Linked DNA regions of Homo sapiens: region 1 is linked to region 2. A link is an interaction called in ENCODE POLR2A ChIA-PET data of the cell type or tissue named here. Cell type or tissue: OCI-LY7. All regions are shown on one strand. Each heading gives the region's core, and the rest is flanking DNA. Links, peaks and the distances in the headings are about the cores only. Region 1 holds the start of LOC124900775 (a long non-coding RNA gene). Region 2 has its middle 53 kb from the start of LINC01091.

Region 1 (5,389 bases), core at 263-5,262, 150 kb before region 2:
AAGTTATTTAATTCCTGGTTTTTTTGCATGCTCAGAGGAGCTAAGGTTGTGTGTGGAACGTGCAATTATAATTCTTGACACCTTTACATCTGTGACTTAGCATTTCATCACAAGGTTTAAAACTTGTGTTGTAAAAGGAAATGGAAAATGTTAAGAAAAACTTGAGTGCTTTAAAAAAAATTCTTTAATTTGTTTTTATCTTCTCTCTAACTTCCTGAGTGATGAGAGAATGAAAGCGCTGACGACCAAATGTCTGGGATGTTTTGGGACCTCTCTGTCCCCTGGGCCAGATATGGGAACATTCTCCAGTGCTGCAAGGACTAATCATCAGGCTCTCTTGCTCCTCACTAATGACCAGGCAGAGCAGCAGCCCCTGCTTCCTGTCACGCTGAACTCTGGAGGCCACTGATTGCGGCCCGGCCAACCTGCCGCCAGCCTTCAGCAAACCTGCCAAAGTCATCTGTTTCGATATTTTCTTGCCTCTTGAGATTAAAGGGGTACATCCTTCCCCACACTGTCTGAAGAGAACAGAGGGGTACACTCTGCTTCAGGGTGTAAAATGGACTCCTTTCTTTTCAGACCCTGGAGGCAAACATGTCTAGGGAATAGCACTCTGACAGGAGAGACTTTACTTCTATTAAAATACTCAGGCTTAAAAAGACTAGAAGCTTTAAGAGAGTTTTGGAAATGGAAACTGTAAGTAAAGACAAGATTTGAGGCATGACCATCATAAATAATGTCTCTAACATGCTCTTTTTTTTTCACCAAATATAAGCGTGCTTAGGAAATATAAAAATGAATCTGATTATTTTTTTCATAGGAATGATACCACATCAACTTTTAGTCCCTACACCTATACCTCTTTCTCCTTCCCTTAACATCCGGAATTTTCTCTCACAGGCTCTGTTCAGCTCTACCGGGGAGACAGGAAGAGATTAGGTAATGATCTGCTGCTGAAACAGCTCCCATAGCCTGGTGGCATGTAGTTCCCCTTCTGTTCTTCAAGACTGGCTGTAGGGAGCATCCCTGGATTTTGACTCTCAAAAGGCATGGTTAAACAGAATAGGAGTCTACTTCAAGTTGCTATGGATGATGTGTTTGAACTTCTTGATTTATTAAGATGTATTCCTAACTTCCTTAAGAAACAAGTGAGAAATTTTAGCTATTATTCTAATTCCTGTGAAAAGAAAAGAAAGAAGAAAAACAATGTATTATTTAGAAGGCCTACCAAGAGCCCAAAAGCTCGTTATCCCAAAAGACAATCTATAAACTTCACTGCCTAGCCCTGGCCTGGATCTGCACATGTGCACACACAGACATGCAGAACAGTGAAGTCACTTCAACTATAGCACTGCTGCTATTTCAGGAAAGCCAAAATAATCCTCTTCGTATAATTGTTGGCACCCAAATAACCTCATAAATAATAACAATAAAATGTTTTAACATTCCTACAGTTTTCAAATCCCACATTAACTCATAGGGTCCTCCAAAAACCCTGTGAGATGTGATTTTACTTACCTCTTTTTACAGAGAGGGACCTGAGGTTCAAGAAGGTACAGAAAATAAGAAAATGCAGCAGGGAGCAGAACCCAGGGCTTCTGACTCTGAATCCACAGTCAGATTCTAGTCTTGCATCTGTGATTACTCAACGGCCTGGTATACATTGGATATTGAATCTAAGTCTTTGATTCCTTTATTGCAAAAAGGATGAGAAGGAGAAGGAAGTAGACAAAGGTTGGACCAGTTGATATTTAAAGACTGTTAGTTTCCACAGTTCCATAAATCCAAAAGCCTTTTTAGGATATTTGAGTGGCCATGGCCTCTTCTCTGATTTCTTGAGAGCAATCAATAACGGCTTTTAGCCTCTTCTTTGTGTAAGGGAGAAGTCAACTGAAGTTACAGTGACCTTGAGATTTCCATCAAATCAGCAAATGCACATCTAATAAGAAGGCTGTTGCTCTTCTGAAAATCTCTGCAAATCTGTGTGGTATATGCCCTACAGTCTACATCAAGTTTTCTGTACCCACTGAAATCTAGACTTTAGCCTCAAGCAGCTGCTATTTTCACTCTTCCAATGAGGACTCTGATGTACCTGTGTCCCCTCTTTCCTCTACCCTACAAAGAACACTCAAGGAAGGCATTGGAGTATCTATTTAGCAGATTATACTGAAGTTTTTTCAGCAAGGGAGGTGGCATCAGAGCCCTTTACATTAATATTCATTTTGACACTTCTTAAAAGTACTCTACCACCCCAGCCCACATGGCTTTCTCATTGGCTGGCACGTCTCTAGAAACCCTTTGCCTGCTGTCCTGCTGCTCAGACCTTCCAGCACCACCATATGCAGGGGAGGAGGGAATGGAAGCCTAACCTTTTTTATTTAAAGGCAATAACAAGGAAACTTTCTAAATAAAAAGCCATCATCTCCAGCCATAGGAGCTTTCCTCCTCTAGGGGCAGAAATAGCTGTAATCAGTTGTGTTTTTAAATAGATTCTTTTTGTTTCTTATAGCGACACTGATGTCAGCTAATGTGATAGAGCAGAAAGAGCACTGAGTCTGTAGCCCAGGCCTCCTTCTGCGTCTAGATCTCAGTTTCTTTAACTGAAGTAGAAGGGTCTTGGAAAAGAAATGGATTTCTAACTTTTTTATGGAGGGGAGCTTCTTATTAATTCCTACTAAACGTGGGACTGTTCGAGAGGGAAGAAAAGAATGCACTGCTGCTCCTAGCTGCTGATGAGAGCACAGCGATTGAGCGCAAGGAAAGGAGGAAGCAGAGGAGCCCCACCAGCTCAGCCGAAAGAAGCCTGGCAGTGTGATGTGCTGATGAAAGTCTGAGAGCCTAGTCCTAATCCTAGCTCTAGGTTACACATACCAGTACTGATTGTAATCAGATCGCCTAACCTATTGTGTAAAAATATGTAATTTCTGCCCCATCTGTCTCACAGGGTTTATATGTGACTAAAAAGGAGTAATGTATATAAAACCATATAAAATGTTACTTAAAAATATATAACATTTAAGGCTGGGCATGGTAGCCCACACCTGTAATCCCAGCACTTTGGGAGGCCAAGGCAGGCGGATTGCTTAAGCTCGGGAGTTCAAAACCAGCCTGGGCAACATAGTGAGACCCTGTCTCTATTATTAAAAAAAGAAGAAGAAATATATATATGTATAATATTTACTCTTAGCTGGCAATCTCTCCCACTTAAACGGTCAGCAACATCAAGAAGCCATCCAGTGTAAACCATTCCTCCACTGTAGATTTCTATTAAATGGATCACCAATCCTACTTACCAGGATTGTCTTATGTCAGTTTTGTGTCAATTTTCTAAAACACAGTTATCTTAGGAAATGCAGGTAATCCTATGTAATGCCTGTGGGGGATATCTGATTGCAATTGTCATTTTGTATTGACATATTGGCACAGATTGGCTGTGTCTGGATCACATTTGAGATATGTGTTTTTATGAAAATTATATAAGGGGGAAGAGGAGGAAACATATACTTCCTCCCCTATATTTTCTTTTCAAAAAACACAAAATGTGGAGTACTTTCATATTATTGTTACTATTTTTATTATTATGTTTATCATTATTATTGTGATGTACAGATTATTTTCCACTCTGGCCATTTGCCTAGATATTATAAAGCCTCATCCTTTAAAATCAAGAGACAGTCTTCCTTTAGCTAGAACTGCCATCTTCCAGTGATCCATCAAAATGGGAAACACAAAGGGGAAGAGGGGAGGCACCCCATATACATTCTTTTGACCTTTTAGGAAACATGGAGTTGTTCCTTTGGCTACATGCATGAGAAACAGTTAAAAAAAAAAAAAAAGGTGATACTGTTGACATCCAGGGAATGGGTACTGTTCGAAAAGGAATGTCCCACAAATGTTGCCATAGCAAAACTGGAAGAGTCTAGAATGTTACCCAGAATGCTGTTGGCATTGTTGTGAACAAACAATGAAGGGCAAGATTCTTGCCAAGAGAATTAAAGTGCGTACTGAGCACATTAAGCACTCTAGGAGCCAAGATAGTTTCCTGAAACACGTGAAGGAAAATAATCAGAAAGAGAAGGAAGCCAAAGAGAAAACTACCTGGGTTCAACTGAAGCGCCAGTGTGCTCCACCCAGAGAAGCACACCGTGTGAGAACCAATGGGAAGGACCCTGGGGTGCTGGAACCTCTTCCTTATGTCATAATAGGTATTAAAAAAAAAAGACCTCTGGACTGAAAAAAATCAAGAGAAGATTTACAATGCATGGAAATAACTGTAATTTATCATATTAATTTGGGCTACCAGTAGCATCGTTTAGAGATTGTGCAAATTGAGTTCACAAATATCACAGCTTTGGAAGATCAAGAAGTGGTTTTGAACATAGAGATTCCAGGGAAAAAAAGTAATAATAAGATTAAGGTTCAAATCTGCAGTTAAATTAGGAAAATAAATAATTTTTACACAATAATTTATTTTGTCCAAGTTCAAGGAAAGATATTTTTAATTACATACACTACATTGCATTTTAGCATTATTTGTTTCTCTTTTTAAACATAGATTCTGTGGGCTTTTTGCCAGAATTACAACATTTCTACAAAGGATAAAAGAATAAAGTCACCCAGCAAGAGGTAACCACTGCGTGACTGCATAAACTGAAAGAAGGGCGCTTGAACCCATAGGGCTAATGTTACCGCAAACAACTTTTGATGGTTTCACCTGGTATCACCTTTTTCTTGTTCCTTTTCAGGAACCCTGGTTTCTAGAGCTTGCCTTATGGAGTGGGGGGTTAGAATCAGGAACTGCGCTGACCACAGAGGATCGGGCAACATCGACTGTGTGCTGTTTGCTAACTGAAAGTTCAGAGGGAGACAGTTTGGCCCCTCCTTGGACCTCTGGCTGAGAGAAGGGATGTACACGGAGTGGCACCAACACACCCAGGCAGACGCTCACATTATGAAACATAAATGCAGAGTGAACAAAGAGTGTTGCAAATCACTCAGCTTGGCTAGCTGCTGCCAAAGCAATTCAGTACTCCTCATGAAGCCTGCTCTGCATTCCAGAAAACAAAAAAAATAGAGGCCTGATAAGATAACCAGGTAATTAATGAAGCAATTTCCCCTTCCTGCTCACATGCCTGTATTTATTTTTTAATATAAATTATCATCATCTTAAGCAATAAGTACACTATCTTCCTGTAACCTTTAAGAACTTAGCCAAATGGAGCAGAACAAACAGTTCACGTCTTGGTGTCTATTTTGTTTTAGTTTTTAAGCTTACACCCACACACACAAAATCTTGTAAATATATTCAGCCTTTTTGGTTTTTTGGGTTGGTCTTTATTTTGCTTTGGCTTTTTCTTACTTTATTTTTACAGGACTTGTTTTGTTCTTT
Region 2 (5,389 bases), core at 66-5,065:
CAACTCCAAGCCACCCTGATTCCCAAAAAAAAAGCATTCTAAAATAATATTGAATATTTTTTAATGTTCAAAAATGTTAAAACTTCTGAATCTGGGTTCATTTATTCTCAGTACAGAGGAAGGCAATGAGGCTTTGAAATGCTGCATGTTCTCTCCAGAAAAATTGCATCACCAGACTCTTCATCAAACCTCTGCCAAAAACGTCTTTCTCAACTTCAGTTGCCTCATATATAAAAAGGTGCTAATAATAGTACCTATGATGTATGGTTGCTGGAAGGATTAAATGAGGTAATTAATAGAAAACAATTTAGCACAATGCCCAGCACACATCTGGGCTCTGAAAATGTTAGCAGGTTGTATATTATGCTTTATTGAGCTGTGTATCATAAAAACACAAAGAATGAAAGAAAAGTACCAGAGGGAAAGAACTTGAAGTGGTAAACATAATTACTGAGAAGGAAGAACAGTATCCCACTTGCTACTAGAAAGAGTTTAATGAATTACTAGTTTCTATAGACTTTGGAGTCAGACAGGCCTGGTTTTACATAACCTTGGGAAAATTTCCTAATCCTATCTGTGTCTAGGTTTCTTTATCTGTAACATGAGTTTAACACCCACCAAGCAGGGTTTTAGGAGTAAATGAGACAATACATGAAAAGGTTCACCTTCTTTCAGTCTCCTCACATCACCTTTACATGAAAGTGACTAACACAGCACCAGGCAAACATAGTCACTGAATAGTGGTTATTATGTGTTTGCTTTATTTACACAATCGTACGGTTGGGTTTAAATTCCAGCTCTGCCACTTTATTGCTGTGTAATTTTAGGCCAGTTGCTTAACCTTTCTGGGCTTCAATTTCCTCCACAGTAAAATGGGGCTCCATAATAATACCTATCTCAACAGGTTTGCTGTGAGGATCAAGTGAGCTAATTCCTACAAGGCCCTCAGAACTAGCTCATGGCACTAAATAAAGACTGGCCACTATTGGTTGTAATCATAGTCTTACTACTTGATGCCAACAGTTAATTTCATTTTACTGCTACATTCTGTAAGGCATGGAATGGCTATTTGGCATAACTGTAATCAGACTGCCATTTCTGGCCATTAGAATTGCACTGGATATCTTTGCAAACGTTCATATAATCCAAAGCACTGACATTAATTATGTCTCATTATTTCAAAACGATTTATTCAAAGTAGGCAAAGAATGGTTTTCTCCTGATGGTTGGGTTCACCTTCTTTCAGTCTCCTCACATCACCTTTCATTCATGAAATAATCTCTCTCTTTGCCAGGGCAAATGAATGGGAAATCAATATCAAAATGATTTCAGAAAAAGAATTCAGTCTTACAGACTTCAGTTACTCAATATACTTTAAACTGGAAAATGTTTCATTTGCTACTTCCACATTTCTACAATTTCTACTCCTATATAAGCAAATGCAGATGACCCAGCAGTGGCCCTCCTCCGATGCCTGTAATATGTAACTTAGGTTTTGTTGTGATTTTCCTTTCACTTGCCTGTCTTCCCAACTGTTGAGTATTTGAAAGGAGTATTACTCCTCTCTTTCAGATCTGTAACTTCTGTAACTAACACATAGCACTGTGGTGTCTGAAGCCACTTCACCTGTGTTCAAATCCCAACTTTAACATTTAATAGCTTTGTGACTATGGCTAAGTCACTGAAATTCTCTATGCCTCAGTTCTTTATCTATAAAAATAAGGATGATAATAACAACCTCATGAGATTTCAGTGAAGATTAGAGATCCTAATACATGGAAAGGGCTTAGAACAGAGTCAGACTGAGGAATCATAGTTAATACTGTATTATTTTGCTGTTATTAATATTGGTGATAACTGGCTGGCATGTTCTTACTCTCATACAGCTTATGTATCACTGCTTGAGGCAAATTAATGAATATATCAATAAAATTAATCAGGTAATAATATGTGCTGTGATTGATATAGGAAAGGGTACTGTGATAAAGTGTGACTGAAAGACTACTTTAGATTGGATGGTCAGAGAAGGCCTCTCAAAGGATATGATGATTGAAGGTAAAACCAGGAAAAAGCCAGCCTTAAGAAGTCATGGAGAAAGAGCATTCCATAGACAGAGAAAACTACCCAAAAGCCTTAAGGCAGGAAGGAGCTTGTCTTGTTCCACAGCAGAAAGAATGTCAGTGTGGTTTGGCTGGAGTGTAGTCAGCAAGGCAGAGAAGGATAGGAAATGATGCCAGAGAGGTAGGCATTGGCTAGAAAATATAGACACCTAGAACCTGAGAGAGAATTTAAACGTATTTCAAGTATAAGGAGTTACCTTTGTTGAGTCTTGCAAATTTACATGATCTCATTTATATTTTCAAATAATCACTCTGGCTGCTATGTAGATCGGAATCAAGGAGATAAACTTGGAGGCTCTTGCAGTAATCCAACCAAAACAAAACAAACAAAAAGAGGAGGTAGCTTATATTAGGATGGGAGTGGTGGAGACAAAAAGTAGATGGAGTTGGGATAGGTTTTGAAGATAAAATCAACAGGATGTGCTGATGGATCAACAATATAGGTAATTGAGGTAAATATGCTTTCTAAAGGAAAAAGATGTTCAGATGATGCTGCACCTTTTTAATGCAGTCATGCGTCACGTAATGACAAGGATGCATTCTGAGAAATGCAGTGTTGGGCAGTTTTGTTGTTGTATAAACATCATGAAGTGTGCTTACCCAAACCTAGATGGTATAACCTACTACACACCTAAGCTGGTATCGCTTGTGTGTCCTGGGCTGCAAACCTGTAAGGAATGTCACTGTTCTGAAGACAGCAGGCAATTGTAACACAAGATGATTATTTGTATACCCAAACATATCCAAACATAGAAAAGATACAGTCAAAATATGGTATTATAATCCTATAGGACCACTGTCACATATGCAGTTCAATGTTGACTCATATGTCATTATGTGGCATATGACTGTACTGTGCTTTAGATTTAGCTCTAATTTAAGGCATAAAATGACTTATAAAAGTTCTAAAATGGACATAAAAAGGGATAGGACTATAAAAACTTTCCAATAAGTATGGAGGAAACCTGAAAACATCACGGCTAGTAGCCCTCTTCCTCCACACAGTCTGCAGAAGGCTGCAAGCCGCTAGGGAAAATCCTTCTCACTGCTTAGTGCCATATCAGTATGATAAGAAAAAAAAAAAAATAGGCAATATGAACTGACAGAGGGGAGGAGATGCGCTCATGAACCTGGGCTAGTAAGTGGGTCCCCATAGCCCATGTGCAGTTTGCAAGGGACCCAGAAGGTCATATGTGCCATAGCACTGGACCCCAATGAGCAAGACCACCTGGTGGAATAATACAGACCTGACATCAGAAAAAATAATGAACACACAATGTGAGTATTTCTCAACCCCATGCCAGAACACCTGAAAGCCCAGATAGGATCTGTTCTACCTCAACAGACACGGCACAACAGAGACCAATAAGGAACAGGAGAATGGTGTCAGATCCTGCCGTGTTACTTTAACCAACCTCATACACTACAATGTCATCTTGAGGAGATGCAGGGAGAGGAGAAGGAATTCAAAAAACCTCTCTCGAAAAGAGAATAAGTAATCCAAAGGATATGGATACCATTACTTGGCAAGCTTCAGTTTGTCTTTCTTTTTCTTTCTTCCTTCCTTTTTCTTTCTTCCTTTCTTTCTCTCTTTTTTTTTTTTTTTTTTTGACAGAGTCTCACTCTGTCACTCATGCTGGAGTGCAGTGGTGCAATCTCAGCTCACTGCAACCTCCACCTCCTGGATTCAAGTGATTCTCCTGCCTCAGCCTCCCAAGTAGCTGGGGCTACAGGCGCACACCACCACGCCCAGCTAATTTTTGTATTTTTAGTAAAGATGGGGTTTCACCATGTTGGCCAGGATGGTCTCGATCTCTTGACCTCATGATCTGCCTGCCTCAGCCTCCCAAAGTGCTGGGATTACAGGCGTGAGCCACTGCGCCTTGCTAGTTTTCTTTCTTTCTAACAAGGTAAAGGCTTAGGAAGAAAATTAGCTGTGATGTAAAAAATATAGAAGCTACATTTTCTTTACTCATCTAATTTATAATTATTACATTTGTAATAGTATCATAAATTCAGTTCACAGTATTAATATTGGACAAGGCTAAATTCAAGCAAAAGTGTTAAACAAAACAAATAATAAACTTTATGATATAGAATATAATCCACAATGAGATTATAACTTTCTTGGTGCACAAAAGTTATATTAATTTCATAATGCAGAGACTATAGGGAATGCAAGGGAAAATAGACTACAACATAAGATTAGAAAACTCTAAATCATAATTTTAGTCCATGGAAAAATCAATTAGAGAAAAAATAAGAATGTTTGATATCAATTCTATAATTGATTAATATTAACATAATAGATATGTAGAAATTGCTATCCTAATAAAAATAATTCACCTACTTTACAAGAATTCGTGGTACCTTTATAAAATTTTGACTATAAATCAAACCAAAACAAAACAACAACAAACTAGAAATGCATAGAACACTTTATTGACTATAACCCCATTGATAAACTATAGATGAAGAAGAGGAGGAGAAGGAAGAGAAGTCAAGAAGGAAGAGAAGGACATGAAGAAGAAAATCAACCACATAAATGTTAAGAAACTTGCTTTTAATCAATACTTGGATCAAAGAAAATATCAAAACTAAAGTTTCAAAATATCTACAAAATAATAATGAAATGCATTACATATTTTAAAATATGGGCCAGGCTGAAAAAACTACTTTGAATTAAACTCATAATCATGAGCACATTATTAAGATAAGAAAGAAAAAAATAAATTAATATTCAAGTCAATACATTAGGAAAAAAACAAAATTAGAGAAAGTGGAAGGAAGGAAAAGGAAGAACAAATACTATGAATTAGAAAAATAAAATCAGTTAATTATACTAAAATACAAAAAAGTATTAGTGATTAATACAAAAACTGATTTATTGAAATAATTAATAAAATAAACCAGTAGCAGGCTTAGTCCAGACAAAGAACATTAACACAATTATAAAAAAGAAATAGCCACAAACATGGAGGAATTTAAAACAATCATTAGAGACACTCAGATAAATATGTTTTTATCCATAATTTTTTGGAGTTGATCTAAAATACTCCATTTCTTTTTGCTGTTCATAATATCAATGTCAAAAAATGTTATAGCAAAGCAAGTGAATTTTAACGTTGTTAAATCATGAAAATCTTCAAGACTGTTTAACTAAAACATCTATAGATTTTGGGTTTCCACTGTCGTCGGTGGCAATTTTTTTTTTCTCAGGGCATCTCTCAGTGACTGGGCTCATTATTTCATGACCAAAACAGTCACTG

The links. ChIA-PET counts read pairs that join two places held together with the same protein. Peaks named below come from ENCODE experiments on the same cell type or tissue, not always from the same donor. Only the 100,000 strongest peaks of a DNase experiment are listed, where the experiment ranks them.
Region 1: POLR2A ChIA-PET joins it to region 2 with 19 read pairs; 2 of 35 experiments call an interaction of 5 or more read pairs at or near these places.

Annotation. Positions count from the first base shown.
Region 1 is chr4:123,744,556-123,749,944 of GRCh38, reverse strand. The region is part of intron 3 of LINC01091 (long intergenic non-protein coding RNA 1091); the gene reads right to left. It overlaps LOC124900775 (a long non-coding RNA gene), which reads left to right and starts at 4,272. Exons shown (of 3, transcript XR_007058264.1): 1 at 4,272-4,400; 2 at 4,556-4,626; 3 at 4,746-5,226. It also overlaps the pseudogene RPL21P50. RefSeq lists enhancers at 1-329, 330-915. In OCI-LY7, for the core only: CTCF peaks have their summits at 2,470 and 2,688; no DNase peak of the experiment used is centred there.
Region 2 is chr4:123,594,562-123,599,950 of GRCh38, reverse strand. No RefSeq gene overlaps it. Among named protein-coding and RNA genes, the nearest start is that of LINC01091, 53 kb to the left of the region's middle. In OCI-LY7, for the core only: no CTCF peak of the experiment used is centred there; no DNase peak of the experiment used is centred there.